Regions from separate parts of the Homo sapiens genome. Here all the other regions are linked to region 2. A link is a contact called in ENCODE Hi-C or POLR2A ChIA-PET data. All regions are on one chromosome and are shown on one strand. Each heading gives the region's core, a stretch centred on a gene start or an enhancer-like site at or near the end of the contact. The rest is flanking DNA. Distances are from core to core; before and after follow the strand shown. Region 1 overlaps SH3PXD2A (SH3 and PX domains 2A). Region 2 overlaps CALHM3 (calcium homeostasis modulator 3). Region 3 overlaps SH3PXD2A (SH3 and PX domains 2A).

The links. A loop is a pair of places that touch in the nucleus more often than their neighbours do. ChIA-PET counts read pairs that join two places held with the same protein, here RNA polymerase II (POLR2A). Pooled maps may share reads with other maps.
Region 1: a loop to region 2 is called in a pooled map, with 3 times the contacts of the local background. The contact joins two enhancer-like sites. A Hi-C loop is called at or near these places in 1 of 50 pooled maps. POLR2A ChIA-PET finds 5 or more read pairs at or near these places in 2 of 52 experiments (GM12878 and WTC11).
Region 3: a pooled map shows a loop between it and region 2 (3-fold over the local background). The contact joins two enhancer-like sites. A Hi-C loop is called at or near these places in 1 of 50 pooled maps. POLR2A ChIA-PET finds 5 or more read pairs at or near these places in 2 of 52 experiments (GM12878 and WTC11).

What each region holds. Positions count from the first base shown.
Region 1 is chr10:103,775,729-103,779,997 of GRCh38, reverse strand. All of the region lies in intron 2 of SH3PXD2A (SH3 and PX domains 2A), which reads left to right. Among named protein-coding and RNA genes, the nearest start is that of SH3PXD2A-AS1, 31 kb to the right of the region's middle. RefSeq lists an enhancer at 38-537. Within about 2 kb of position 2,662, at least 4 of the 41 ENCODE cell types and tissues checked have a DNase peak (open chromatin) inside an H3K27ac peak, as active enhancers do.
Region 2 is chr10:103,468,466-103,472,833 of GRCh38, reverse strand. CALHM3 (calcium homeostasis modulator 3) reads left to right here. Exons shown (of 3, transcript NM_001129742.2): 3 at 1-30. Among named protein-coding and RNA genes, the nearest start is that of CALHM3, 8.6 kb to the left of the region's middle. RefSeq lists an enhancer at 1,688-1,887. Within about 2 kb of position 1,438, at least 16 of the 41 ENCODE cell types and tissues checked have a DNase peak (open chromatin) inside an H3K27ac peak, as active enhancers do.
Region 3 is chr10:103,756,351-103,761,132 of GRCh38, reverse strand. All of the region lies in intron 3 of SH3PXD2A (SH3 and PX domains 2A), which reads left to right. Among named protein-coding and RNA genes, the nearest start is that of SH3PXD2A-AS1, 12 kb to the right of the region's middle. RefSeq lists a silencer at 1,468-1,762 and enhancers at 3,893-4,548, 4,549-4,782. Within about 2 kb of position 1,897, at least 22 of the 41 ENCODE cell types and tissues checked have a DNase peak (open chromatin) inside an H3K27ac peak, as active enhancers do.

The DNA of each region.
Region 1 (4,269 bases), core at 1,413-3,912, 310 kb before region 2:
TGTGGTTCAGCCGGGAAAAGGTTAAAGCCGTTTGCCTTCCTTCCCCTTCCCCCTTCTTCAGGGCCTCCTCCTATTTTGGATAGTCCTTGCAGTTTGTGTGAGAGAGAAAAGTGTCAGGCAGCTTTGGGGAGAATTTCAAAAACCTGTGAGTGGTCTCTGGCAAGGCTAGGGGATGGCTAGAGACCCCCAGGAGGAAACAGAGTGACCACAGCCAGGAACCTGCCAGAAAACACCTCAAATCTGGGCAGACTTCCTTCTCTGCGGAGTGTCACCACCGGCGCCCTGGGCTGGTGCCAGGATTCCTCTGGCTGGCTGTCTCACACACAGATGTTTCTTGCACCACTCTCCGTCCTCTGTACTGGCCAGATGTGTCTTCCTAGAATTCCACTTTCACAGTGTTCCTTCGCTGCTCAGCAGCCTCAGGGGCTCCCTATTGCCTGGAGGAGGAAGTCCGAGTTCTTCCTCTGTTTCAGATGACCCCTGCAGCCCTGCCCCTCACACTGCCCCATGTATACCCTCCCTGCTCCAGCACCAGGCTCCCCCAGCTCCCACACTTCCTAGGGACCAAAGGGAGGGAAGTTCACAAGCAGCCGGGGCTGGCACACGGGGGTATCAGGAGGATGCTGGGGTGTAGCTCCCATCCATAGTAAGAAGCCGGCCCCGCACGGCGCCTCATGCCAGGCGGGTGGATCGCTTGAGGTCAGGATTTCGAGACCAGCCCGGCCAACATGAGGAAACCCCGTCTCTACTAAAATACCAAAATTAGCTGGGCGTGGTGGCAGGTGCCTGTAATCCCAGCCACTCGGGAGGCTGAGGCAGGAGAATCGCTTGAACCTGGGAGGCAGAGATTGCAGTGAGCCGGGATCGTGTCAGTACACTCCAGCCTGGGCGACGGAGCAAGACTCCATCTCAAAAACAAAAACATAAACATAGTAAGAAGCCATGCCTCAGGTTCTGTGACTCCTGGGGAGACACTATTCCTTCTGCCAGGAGCCAGGCTCAGAGCTGGCCACTTGCAGAATCTCTTATCTGACTCCTTTTGTCACTAGCTCCCCAGGTGCTCTGCTGCCCTGGCCTCATGCTCTTCCCTCTTGGCCAAGGGGAGCTGAAGTCACCTGAGCTATCTGTGTTGGGACAAAGCTCAACAGCCTTAGGATGAGAAAGGGTGTGAAATTATAGGTGAAAAACCCAAAAGGCCTTACAGCTGTTGGAAGTTAGGGTTAGATGGGCTTGGCAGGTGGCCCTGAGCAGCTCCCTGAAAGCAGAAAGGGCTGGAGGAGGGCATCAGAGATCAGGGAAACACCACCGGAGTCTCTTTACCTTCAAACTGGCGACCCCATTCATCTAGCACTCACGGTAAGGCCAGCACACCTGCTCACCTGTATTCTCATTTCATCCGCACAGTGCCATGGGGCGCTGTTTCTACTCCCATTTTACAGATGAGAAAATGGGGTCACAAAGAGATTAAGTGACTTGGCCAAGGTCATGTAGCTAGGAAAGAATAAGCTGGAGTTCTGACTTCAGCCCTCAAGCATTCCACTACTGACTAGAACACTAATAATGGTAAAACAGTGCCAAGGGAGGTGCCTCCTTCTGGGGGTTTCCTCTGTGCCTGGCCTGTGTTAAAGCGCTCTACCTATTCATTTCCCCCCGCCTTTTTTTTCTGGAGACGGAGTCTCGCTCTATCGCCCAGGCTGGAGTGCAGTGGCACGATCTCGGTTCACTGCAAACTCCGCCTCCCGGATTCACGCCATTTCCTGCCTCAGCCTCCCGAGTAGCTGGGACTACAGGCATCCGCCACCGTGCCCAGCTAATTTTTTTTTTTAATTTTTAGTAGAGACGGGGTTTCACCATGTTAGCCAGGATGGTCTCGATCTCCTGACCTCGTGATCCTCCTGCCTCGGCTTTCCAAAGTGCTGGGATTACAGGCGTGAGTCACTGCGCCCAGCCCATTTTCCCTTTTTAACTTCAGCCACCATGGAGGGGAAAAACAGGCATGGTCCTATTTTACAGATGAGTAGACTGAGGCTCAGAGAAGTTATGTGGGAATGATGACTCCTGGCATTTGGCAGCACTTGCTTGCATCTTCTCCTTGGATCCTCACAACACGTGTGGAGACAGGCAGGTCCAGCATTTCACAGATAAGGCTGTGGTTACCCAGAGAGGCCAAGCCATTTGCCCCAGTTGCCCAGCAACTTCTTGCAGGCTAGAACTGGAATCCTCCTCTGTTGACTCCAACCTAGTGCTCTTTCTCTCCTGCACAAAGGCCATGGGTCAGCAGGTGGGGGTCTGTGGAATGAGGCCACTGGGGTAGGTTTGGGGACAGGCATCGGTACTTGGGCACCTTTTGGGCATCAGAGAGAGGCTTTCTGTGGCTTGAGGATTTCCCCTGGGATTGCATCCTCCAGCACATCTTTGCTTAATTCACCCTGTGTATATCTCACTGCAGGTGTCGGGCTATCCGCCCAGGCCTAGCATGTTAAATGTCACGTCCTGGCCAGCCCCCACCCACGGAATGAGCTGCTGGGAAAGCCAGAGGCCTCCTCCCCAACCCTGGCCCACGCACGCCAGCTGGGCAGCTCCCCTGGGGCCTCTAGATGCCCAGAGCCAAGCTGGCCCAGGCCAAGACGCCTCCCAGACCCATCCACCCCTCTCAGTCTCCCTGCCGCCTCCCTGACCTCAGGGTTGTAGTTTCCTAAGCACTTTCCCTGGCATGAGGGACGCAGCCTGGTGTCATAACAAGAGTAATGGTGACAGGGGTGATAAGAATAGCCGGTGTGTATGGAGCACTTACTCAGTGCCAGGCTCTGTGCCAAGCACTTTACCTACATTATCTCATTTAATCCTCTCACCCACCTGACCAGTCAGGTTTTGTCCCTGTTCCCATTTCACAGATGAGGAAACTGATTTGAATGCAGAGCTGCCTAGCTATTCACGATTTATTTTTCTTCACATTTTCTAAAATGTTGTGCAAGCACCACTGTGATTCAGGAAGAGACTCTTCATAGTATACGGACAGATATTTATCTTTTAATGGTTATGTTTTGTTTTAATGTGTTAATGGTATGGGTTGAAGTTTTTATGTATTCCTCCCAAAATTCATATATTGAAGTCCTAGCCTCTGGTACCTCAGAATGTGACCTTATTTGGGAACAGGGTCATCAAGATGTAATTAGTTGAGATCATCCGGGAGTAGGGTGGCTCCTAATCTAACATGACTGGTGTCCCTGTGAAAGGGGGAAATTTAGACAGACACACACGCAGGGAGAGCATCATGTGGAGATGAAGGCAGAGATCAAGGTTCTCCTTTTTACAAACCAAGGAATGCCATAGATGACTTACATCCCTGAAGCTAGGGGACAGGCATGGGACAGACCCTCTCTCACAGCCCTCAGAGGGAACCAACCTGCCCATACCTTGATATTGGACTTCTAGCCTCCAGGACTGTGAGACAATCAAACTCTGCTAAGACACCTAGTTTGTGGTACTTTGTTACAGTGGCCCTAGCAAACTAAATAGTTAGAATACACACACACACACACACACACACACACACACACAGACACACACACGCATGCACACACTTTTTTTTTTTTTTTTTTGAGACAGTGGTGTCTAGCTCTGTCACCCAGGCTGGAGTGCAGTGGCATGATCATGGCTCACTGCAGCCTCAACCTCCTGGGCTCAATTAATCCTCCCTCCCCAGTGTCCCAAGTAGCTGAGACCACAGGTGCACAGCACCACACCCAGCTAATTTTTAAATCTATATATTCTGTAGAGGTGGAGTCTCACCATGTTGCCCAGGCTGGTCTGAAACTCCTGGGCTTAAGCAATCCTCCTGCCTTGGCCTCCCAGAGTGCTGGAATTACAGGCATGAGCCACGGTGTCCGGCTATACACTTATGATTTGAAGACAGAGAAAGGGGCCATGAGCCAGATAATATAGGTGGCCTCTTGAAGCTAAAAAAGGCAAGGAAACAGATGCTCCCCTAGAGCCCAGGGATGGAAATGGCTCTGCTTTCCCCAACCCAGATGCTGTAGACAGCAGCTTAGTGAGTGTGTGTTATTATCGAGCAGGCATCTGAGACCTCCCACCTGCCAGTCCCCATCCCAGAGACTCCAGCCACATGTAGTGCCGTCCTTGAGCTGGGTTCTGAAAATGACTTCTCCATCTCGTCACACTGCTGGTGATGCTTTAGGGCACCCTAATTACCCCTGAGAGTGGCACATCAGGCATCTGCCCTCATCCAGCCCTGGTGCCAGCTGTGTG
Region 2 (4,368 bases), core at 189-2,688:
TAATAATGACCTTAGTCTGCTGCCTCGATAGTTTCATTTGTGTAATTGTCTTTTATTTTTGAAACAAAGTTTTGCTCTGTCGCCCAGGCTGGAGTGCAATGGCGCGATCTCGGCTCACTGCAACCTCTGCTTCCTCGGTTCAAGCGATTCTCCTGCCTCAGTCTCCCGAGTAGCTAGGACTACAGGCATGCGCACCCGGCTAATTTTTGTATTTTTAGTAGAGACAGGGTTTCACCATGTTGGTCAGGCTGGTCTCGAACTCCTGACCTCAGGTGATCCACCCGCCTCGGCCTCCCAAAGTGCTGGGATACACAAGCGTGAGCCACCATGCCCGGGCTTGTGTCTTTAATTCTCTGGGGTTTCTAGCAGCTTATACCAAGTTTCTCATAGCAAGTTCTAGCAAGCTCTGCTAGTTGAGTTCCTCTTGAAACCACTAGTTAGTGCCTCTTGCTGGCTACTACAGATGACTACTTTTATATTTTCCTGTTGAGGGGATATTTCTGTGTTTGAATGTCAAGGGGCTGACTCTCCCAGCTCCTACCTTCCCAGGCCCCACCAATTCTGGCCAACCAAGGCCAAACAGCCCTGCCTGGGTCCTCCTCCTTCAAGATTCAGTTCCTCTCAGCCTTCTGCTCTCCTGCAGCGGGGGCAGGTGCTCCTCCCTCACCTTCCATGCACCACCTGCCCCACCGCTAGCCTGAGCCCTGGGCTCAGCAAGGTCCCTTCCTAAGATGACCCCCTCCCCTAGACATTCCCAGGGGTATCTACTGCTGCCCTTAGCAAGAGGTTAGCACCCTGGTGAAGATTTCCTCAGAGCAAAGTAGGAGTGTGGGTTCTAGCTCAGGGATAAAAACCCTTGAAATGCCGGTGTTAGTTCTGCTGGAAAAACTGCCACTCCAGGCCGGGTTCAGTGGCTCATGCCTGTAATCCTACACTTTGGGAGGCCGAGGCGGGTAGATCACCTGAGGTCAGGAGTTTGAGATCAGCCTGGCCAATATGGTAAAATCCCGTCTCTACTAAAAATATAAAAATTAGCCGGGTGTGGTGGTGGGCACCTGTAATCCCAGCTACGCAGGAGACTGAAGCAGGAGAATAGGTTGAACCTGGGAGGCAGAAGTTGCAGTGAGCCAAGATCGCGCCACTGCACTCCAGCCTGGGCAACAAGGGCGAAACTCTGTGTCAAAAAACAAAAAAACAAAACTGCCACTCCATCTCTGGCAGCCCGAACAGGAAGGGTTTGGGGAAGATTTAGCCTTTGCTCTCCTCTGGGCCTCTGCCCCTCCCTGATGACTCATCCAGCCCCCACTCCCTACCCCCACCCCCAACACCCTGTGGTCGCCTCCATCAGCACAGATGGTGGCCACAGGAAGCAGACCTGGGTTCACCCCATGCTTTTCTACTTCCTCAGCACCCCAGGAAGTACAGGGGCCCCTGGATGCCCCCCACCCTGGAGCCTGCCCCCTTCATCAGGCAACTTTTGTGCTCCTGGGCTCTTGACAAGAGACCTTGTGAGACCCGAAAATCCCTGCAGCTCAGCCTCCCCCGACCTACTGGCTGCGGTCAGGCCATGCAAATGTCGGAAATAGTGCTGGGTTGGGACCTGGTTTAGGCAAAGCTTTAGCAGTGATAGGGTGTGGAGGAAGGAGGGAGACCTTGGCGGCGGCCCAGTCTGCATGAGTGAGGTCCCAGCCTGGGGAAAGGAGGCTCAGGGAGGCTGCTTTGGGCTCCAGGGAAGCAGCATCTGGAGTAAAAAGTCGCCGACTGCAATCAATACTCTTATCTTCCTATACTGAGCACTTATAGAGCACCTACTGCATAGAAAGCACTGTGCCAGGGAATAGGGAAGAGAGAATACACTGATGACCTGCCCCTGCCCTCAAGGAGCTGTGCTTCCTTGTGCTGAGGAAGTAGAAAAGCATGGGGCGAACCCGGGTATGCTGTCTGTGGCCAACATCTGTGCTGATGGAGGCCATAGCAGGACGTCTGCGGGGCAGGGATGGGGTAGAGAGGGGAGTCATCAGCAAGGGGCAGAGGCCTAGAGGAGAGCAAAGTCTACATCTTGGCACTTTATTAGGGGGACAGAGGTGAGTACAGAAATTATGAGAATCCAAAGCATAAGGTGTAAGTGATCTAATAAAGGCAAACCAGGTGCCATGGGGAGTTAGCAGGGAGAAGGAGGCTCTCAGTGGGGCGGGGGTTGAGGGTGAGGGAAGGCTTCACAATGAAGGTGCCATTTGAATGGGTCTTAAGGATGGGAAAGATTTGGACATGTGGAAAGAAAGATGGAGGGAGGGTGCAGAGCATCTCAAGGGAAGAAATAAGAACAAAGGCATAGGCTGGGCGCAGTGGCTCACGCCTGTAATCCCAGCACTTTGTGAGGCTGAAGCGGGCGGATCACGAGGTCAAGAGATCAAGACCATCCTGGCCAACATGGTGAAACCCCGTCTCTACTAAAAATACAAAGCTTAGCTGGGTGTGGTGGAGCACGTCTGTAATCCCAGCCACTCGGGAGGCTGAGGCAGGAGAATCGCTTGAACCCTGAAGGCGGAGGTTGCAGTGAGGCAAGATCACGCCACTGCAACAGCCTGGTGACAGAGCAAGACTCCGTCTCAAAAAAAAAAAAAGAAAAAGGAACAAAGGCATAAAGTTGGGCAAGGGGCAAAGCATGTTCTATTTATTTATTCAGCAGATACTCACTGAATGCCTAGAGTGGCCAGAGAGCAAGACAGATAGTTCTGTCTTAATGGAGCTTCGAGTCTGGAAGTGGATAGAGAGATAAAACAAGTGAACAAAGAGCCAAGTGGAGAGGCATGCAGTCCAGCCTGGCAAAAGCAAAAGACCTTGGCCAGAGGGCCCAGGAGTCCCATCAAACCATGTTCCCTGAGCTCGGTACCTGGGAATACATTCTCTTGATCTTCTGTCCTTGACAGCTTTCAAATGTATCTTTCATCCTCTTCTGTCCCCAGTGTGGTTTCAAACCCCTCACCGTGTCCTGTATGTGGACCTTCTTCGGGAGACACAGTGGCAAGCCAGACAAGGCAGGAATGTACTGGAGGCATGGGCATTGGCTGTTCCAGTCCCCACCCTCATGCTGCCTGGGCAGCTGTGGTCCCCATCTCAGCTAGGTTTGCAAGAGGAGGGGAAGATGGCAGGAGACTTGAGGATTTAGCTCAGGACTTTGATTTTATCCTGCTGGCAATTGGGAATGAGAGACAAGTGCTTGGTGGCAAGGTCAGGAAGAGTGATGATATTTGGGGTTCACACATGTGGAGAGGATGCTGAAGCTGCAGAAATGGATAGGGCCATCGAGAGGAGGGGCTTCTGTGAGATGAGGAAGGACTAAGACTTTTAAAGTTCTGGAGTGGGAAGAGGAGGCAACAAGGGAGAGAAAGGGTTAGTCACAGAGGCAGAGTCCAGAGGCAGGCCAGGGAGGAGAGAATCCCTAGACGGGGGAAGGAGGACCAACAAATCTAGTGGTGCTTCTGAGCAACCGAGCAGGGGAAGGACAGAGGGAAAGTCACCGGTTATTGCCAACTTCCCAGGGGAGGGGACTGCTCACCCAGGGAGGTAGTCCTGGCCAAGCAGATGGGTAGGTTTCTATATGATTCGTATAAATCCCTGGGCACCTGCCCCAATTTGTGACGATGATACAAGAGAGACCTTCAGCATCCCCATACGGGGAAGGGCACTGGGACCCAAAGACTACAATGGGAGCAGAGAAATCGTGTCCACACTAACATGCTCCCATTTCCAAGGCTCTCATTGAAAATGAGGGAGTCCAGCCAGGCATGGTGACTCATGCCTGTAATCCCAGCATGTTGGGAGGCCAAGGCAGGCAGATCACTGGAGCCCAGAGTTCAAGACCAACCTGGGCAAGATGGCAAAACCCCATCCTAAAAAAAAAAGATGACTGGATGCGGTGGCTCACGTCTATAATCCCAGCATTTTGGGAGGCCGAAGTGGGTGGATCACCTGAGGTCAGGTGATCGGGACCAGCCTGGCCAACATATAGTAAAATGCTGTCTCTACTAAAAATACAAAATTAGCCAGGTATGGTGGCGCACACCTGTAATTCCAGCTACTTGGGAGGCTGATGCAGGAGAATCGTTTAAACCCAGGAGGCAGAGGTTGCAGTGAGGCAAGATCACACCATTGCACTCCAGCCTGGGCAACAAAAGCAAAACTCTGTCTCAAAAAAATAAAAATAAAAAAGAAGAAGAAAATGAGGGAGTTCTCTGTTTGGGGCTCAGCTCTGCCCAGCCCTTTGCAGCCACATGAAATGACTTCTCCCTGCCTGTGCTGACTGGCTGTGATGGGGGAGGCTGAGGCATGTGGGATGGGGAGAGGTCCCTGAGGGTCTAGAGGAGG
Region 3 (4,782 bases), core at 648-3,147, 290 kb before region 2:
GAGAGTGCTGTTAAACAAGCATGTCAGCTGGTCTTTAGGAAGGAGGCAGTGGTTTGATAATAGTCCCTGAGAAACTGTACTCCCAGGCCCAACCTCTCGGCATTCCCATCCTCAACAAAAAGGCATATTCCAGAAACCTGTGCAAATTCAGCTCTTTGGAACAAATCACATGATCTTTTAGGTGTCCAAAGTATTATTCTATTCAAAAGAGGCATATAATAAATCCTGTTGCAAAGCAAGGAACTTTTAAAAAAAATATTCTTTTAAGTATTCTTGGCTGGGCACAGTGGCTCATACCTGTATTCCCAGCAACTCAGTAGGCTGAAACAGGAGGATCACTTGAGGATAAGAGTTTGAGACCAGCCTGGGCAACAGAGCAAGACTCTATCTCTAAAACGAACAAACAAAAAACATATTTTTACTCCAGCTCTCTTTTGATTAAAAAAAAAGTATTCATCTTTCCCTCGTTACATATACATATTTATTTTATATACATATATTGTATTGTATATTTTATATTTTATATACATGTATATATTTTAAATACATATATATATCTTTTTGAGACAGGGTCTCGCTCTGTTGCCCAGGCTGGAGTACAGTAGTACAGTCACAGCTCACTGCAGCCTCCACTTCAGAGGCTCAATCTGTCCTCCTGCCTCAGCCTCCCAAGTAGCTGAGACTACAGTTGCGTGCCACCATGCCTGGCTAATTTTTGTATTTTTTTGTAGAGATGGGGTTTTATCATGTTGCTTAGGCTGGTCTCAAACTCCTGGACTCAAGTGATCCACCTGCCTTGGCTTCCCAAAGTGTTGGGATTACAGGTGTGAGCCACTGCACCTGACCTGGTTTACATATATTTTTATACTTTGGGACTTCTCCTGTTCCTCCAAGTTCCGTAGGTGTGACAAGACGGGCTCAGATGAATGCCTGCATATGCAGTGAGTTACTTTATAGGAGGGGAGCCTGCATCTTTTTATAATGGATGGTAAGCAAACCTGCCCTTTTGCTCCCAAGATGGACACTATCCTTAGTCCAAGACTATATGCAAACCTGCCGTATGCCCCAGAGCAAGGCACTACCTCTGTCTTCTAAGGCTGTTTGCTATGCAAGCACCTTTGAAAAGATCATCCAAAACAAAAAGCAGTTAGTGCCTTGTTTACAAGACATGTACAACAGCAGGAGGCCCAGGGAGAATTGGCTCAGAAGTGTGCCTTAGCGCTTTCTGAGGTCTCTTGCTTTTTGGAGGGGTGGGCAGAAATCAAATTCCTTAGGACATTGGGCCAAGCGTGGCGGGGTCACCAGCCTCTCAGGGCAGCCTACTGTTTACTTGGAATTTTCTGCCTTGTTTTAGAAGATGACTGTGGAAAATCCATCTCCTGTTGCCCATCCTGGGATTGGAGTAGATTTCCTGTGTATCCCGAGTTTGCTGGCCTGAGGAGACTCCCTGAGAGGAAATGGTCATTACGACATGAAGTAGAGTGTGTAGCTGCTGATGTAAAAAGCAAACAACTGTGGCCAGGGATTGAGGGACTTCAGAAGCCAGGCAGTGGAGCAAAAAGAGCTGCACTCCCTCTGCAAAGGCTGTGCGAGGTCCCCTCCCACTAGCAAGCCATCTGTGTCTCTGTACTGGCTGGCACTGGGCCTCTGGGCTTCCAGAAAGCCCTTCATCCTAATAGCTGAGTTAGTCCCATGCATCGCTATCCATATCCCCAGGTTGATGAGTCCTGGAGAAGTGAGATTGCTTAGGGAGAAAAGTGAATCTATAACCATAATCAAGGTAGGCGTTGCCAGCCTGCAGACAGCCTTGTGACCTTATGAGCTTAGAGGTATATTTTTAGTCAGCAGGCATGCTTGCTTCTTTTGTACTGACTCGCCAGTTTACGTAACGGCCCTGTAATGAAGAGGCAGTTTGGAGCCACAGTGCAGAGGGTGCTGGGTGAATTGCAAGCATGTTCTCCGGGGCCTTCCTCTCCCAGCCCCCAGAGCCCTGTGCAGAAGATCCGGTATTTGTTCCAGCATAGAAGGAAGCAGGGGGAAGGGATGTCTTTAACTAGAGCTGGTCCGTGGCCCGCTCCCTGGGCTATAGGTGTCTGTGTGTGTCTCCACCAGGCACCAGCTGAGAAAGCCCTTCCTGAAGGGCCCTGGATGCTATGAGGGAGGTTGTGGCTCAGAGATTTCACCAGACTGCAACCCCCAAGGAAGAGAGGTTGAGAAGTTTCTGGGTCCCACAGGTGACCTGGGATGTCAGGAAAAGCCAAACTATGTGATGGAGAAGGAAAAATAGGGTCTGTTGGTAATTCTGGGGTTTAAAAAGGTCAACAAGATTATAGGCCTGAGAGGCACCGTGTGCCATCTTAAACACAGCTTTCCTCCAACCTCCACTGGAGGTATTTTGTCTTCTCTTGATGTAATTACTGCTTCCCATCCCCAAAAATCAGTCTCCTACTCTGTAATCTGGACGGGCAGTTTTCAGGGCCTGCTGTCAGCAGCTGACTCTGAACACAGCGTGGAATAGCTACATTCATTCCTTTCTATCACAGATATTTATTGAACACATACTGTGTGCCAGCTGTGGTCACTGGTGATATGACTGAGAACAAAGTAGGCCTGGTTGTGGTTCTCAGGAAGTTTACCTTCCAGTGTGGGAGTCAGAAGACAAATAGATGAGCAATTTCCAAGAGTGATGAGTGCCAGAAGGAAAAATAACCAGGTCATGTGGCAGGTGCTACAGCTCAAGGCATCTGAAATTAGATGGTCACAAAGGGCTTCTTTGCAGAGGTGACATCTCCACTGAGTAGGTTTGGATCATCAGGGCCCAGGGGTGCCAGGCTTGGGGGGACAGCAAGAACAGTAACCTTAGTCGGACCACCGGTATATGTTTGAAGAACAGTAAGAAGTGTGTGGAACAGTGAGGAGTGCTGAGTCACCCAGAGACAGCTGGGCAGACAGGACTTGTGGAGCCAAGACACTCCAGAGCGGCTCCACCTGTGTGTTTGTGAGCTGTGCCATCTGGCCCAGTCACACGGACTCCAGGCTCTGTAGCATCATCTGTCAAATGGGTTGATCATGGTTTGGTGACATCGCAAGCAGTTAATGCATGGAAAGCGCTGTGTGGCGTGCAACGGGAGAGGACTGGTGCCGCAAGCCTGTCTGTGCTCGTGGTGGCTTTGCCGCAGGACACAGATGTGGGATTTCCTTTGCCCTCCCCACTCTGTGCTGAGTCAGCTCTTCCCACTGCAGCCCAGGCCGCAGCCCAGGCACAGCCTCACTTCCTGCAGTTCTTTCCCGGCCTGTGGTAACTTGCAAAGCAGCAAGGAGCTTGTTTCTAAAGAGCAGATGACCCAGATGGCTGATCTGGGATGAAAGGTGGGGATCCGGCCTCTGATCACATGGCAGTGTCACTGTCACTACCTTCCAGACTCCGAGCTGCAGACCCTCCAGGTCTTGCAGGGAGTAACAAGCTTTGCAGGGGTCAGCCACGCAAGGGGCTTTTTTACTTTTGAAATGTAGATCAGTCTCCCAAGCCCTTCCCCCGCGACATCCCCACATTCCAAGACCAGGAAAAGAGCCAGGCCACCTTGTTACAACTTGGTATGTGCCTTCCCAATCATTCTAGAAGGGAATCAGCTCCTGAACACCTACCCCCAACCCTCCGTCCTGGATGGATTGTATCCTAGGTATCTTCCCCAGGAACTTTCTGATCTGGGCCGAAAAGCCTGTCTCTTCTCATGGTCTCAGTCAGTCTGTGTCATCTAAGACGCAGAAAATGCACCCGGGCCTGGGTCTCCAGAGTCCTGGATTCTAGTGCACCCCATGCTAATCACCATGGCACAAAATTGAAGAAGTTAAGTTTGAGCAATCAGGGATCACCTTGCTTGTTGGCAAAGTCACCAGAAAGTGACAGGCATGATTTCAGGGCTCGGTGACACTCCTGTCCTTTACCCTCCACTCCCTCCCCCTGGAAATACATCCTTTCCTTACCTGATGCCTAAATGTCCTTTTACAAGGTTGGATCCTTTCCCTCCATGCTGAGAGAGTACAGTTATACCCTGGTGTCCCCAGGGTTGGTGCTTCCAGCCAACTCATACTCCAGCGTAGATGGCAGACTGGATGGTTACTGAGACCAGGGTTGATAGAGGTGAGAGGGCAAGTGGGCAGCTGAGGCTAGAGACAGAAGAAGGTGCTAGGCCTCAAAGGCCTGTGTGGAGTCTGGAGAAGGGGCTGGCGGGAGCTTGCACGGAGCAGAGGAGACCAGCTGGGGTCCTGGAGAGGCAGGTGAGAGGGCAAAGGTGACTTGGCCTAGGCTGGGCCCTGGGTGGAGGGAAGTAGACTGAGGTCTGTCTTAGAAGGACAGCCAAGAGGCCATGCTGATGGATTGGAGGTGGTGGGGTGGGGTCGAGGATGACTGCCCATAGCTCTGTCTGGGCAGCCCTGGCCAAGATGGCAGAAGGAGTGTTTCACCTCACCACCACTCCCCACTCCTGCCTGTGGGCTGCATCCGTGGGGGTGAAGGGAAAGGACTTCCTCCCTCCTCCCTGAGGTGGCCGAAGCCTTTGGAGCATATGAAAGGTGCTTTGTGGTGGGCAGCCTCCCTCCCCAGGAGCCTCTGGGCACTGGGCACTCTGGTTTCTGGGTCCAGGTTTCACTGAGGGCTCGGGAGTGGCAGCAGCGGGTGATGGTGGTGGAGGGGAACACTGAGGCGCATTGAGAAGGAGCTCCGGCCCCCAACAACTTCTTAGGAGGTGAGGGGCACTGGAAGAGATAAACTCCCACAGTGTC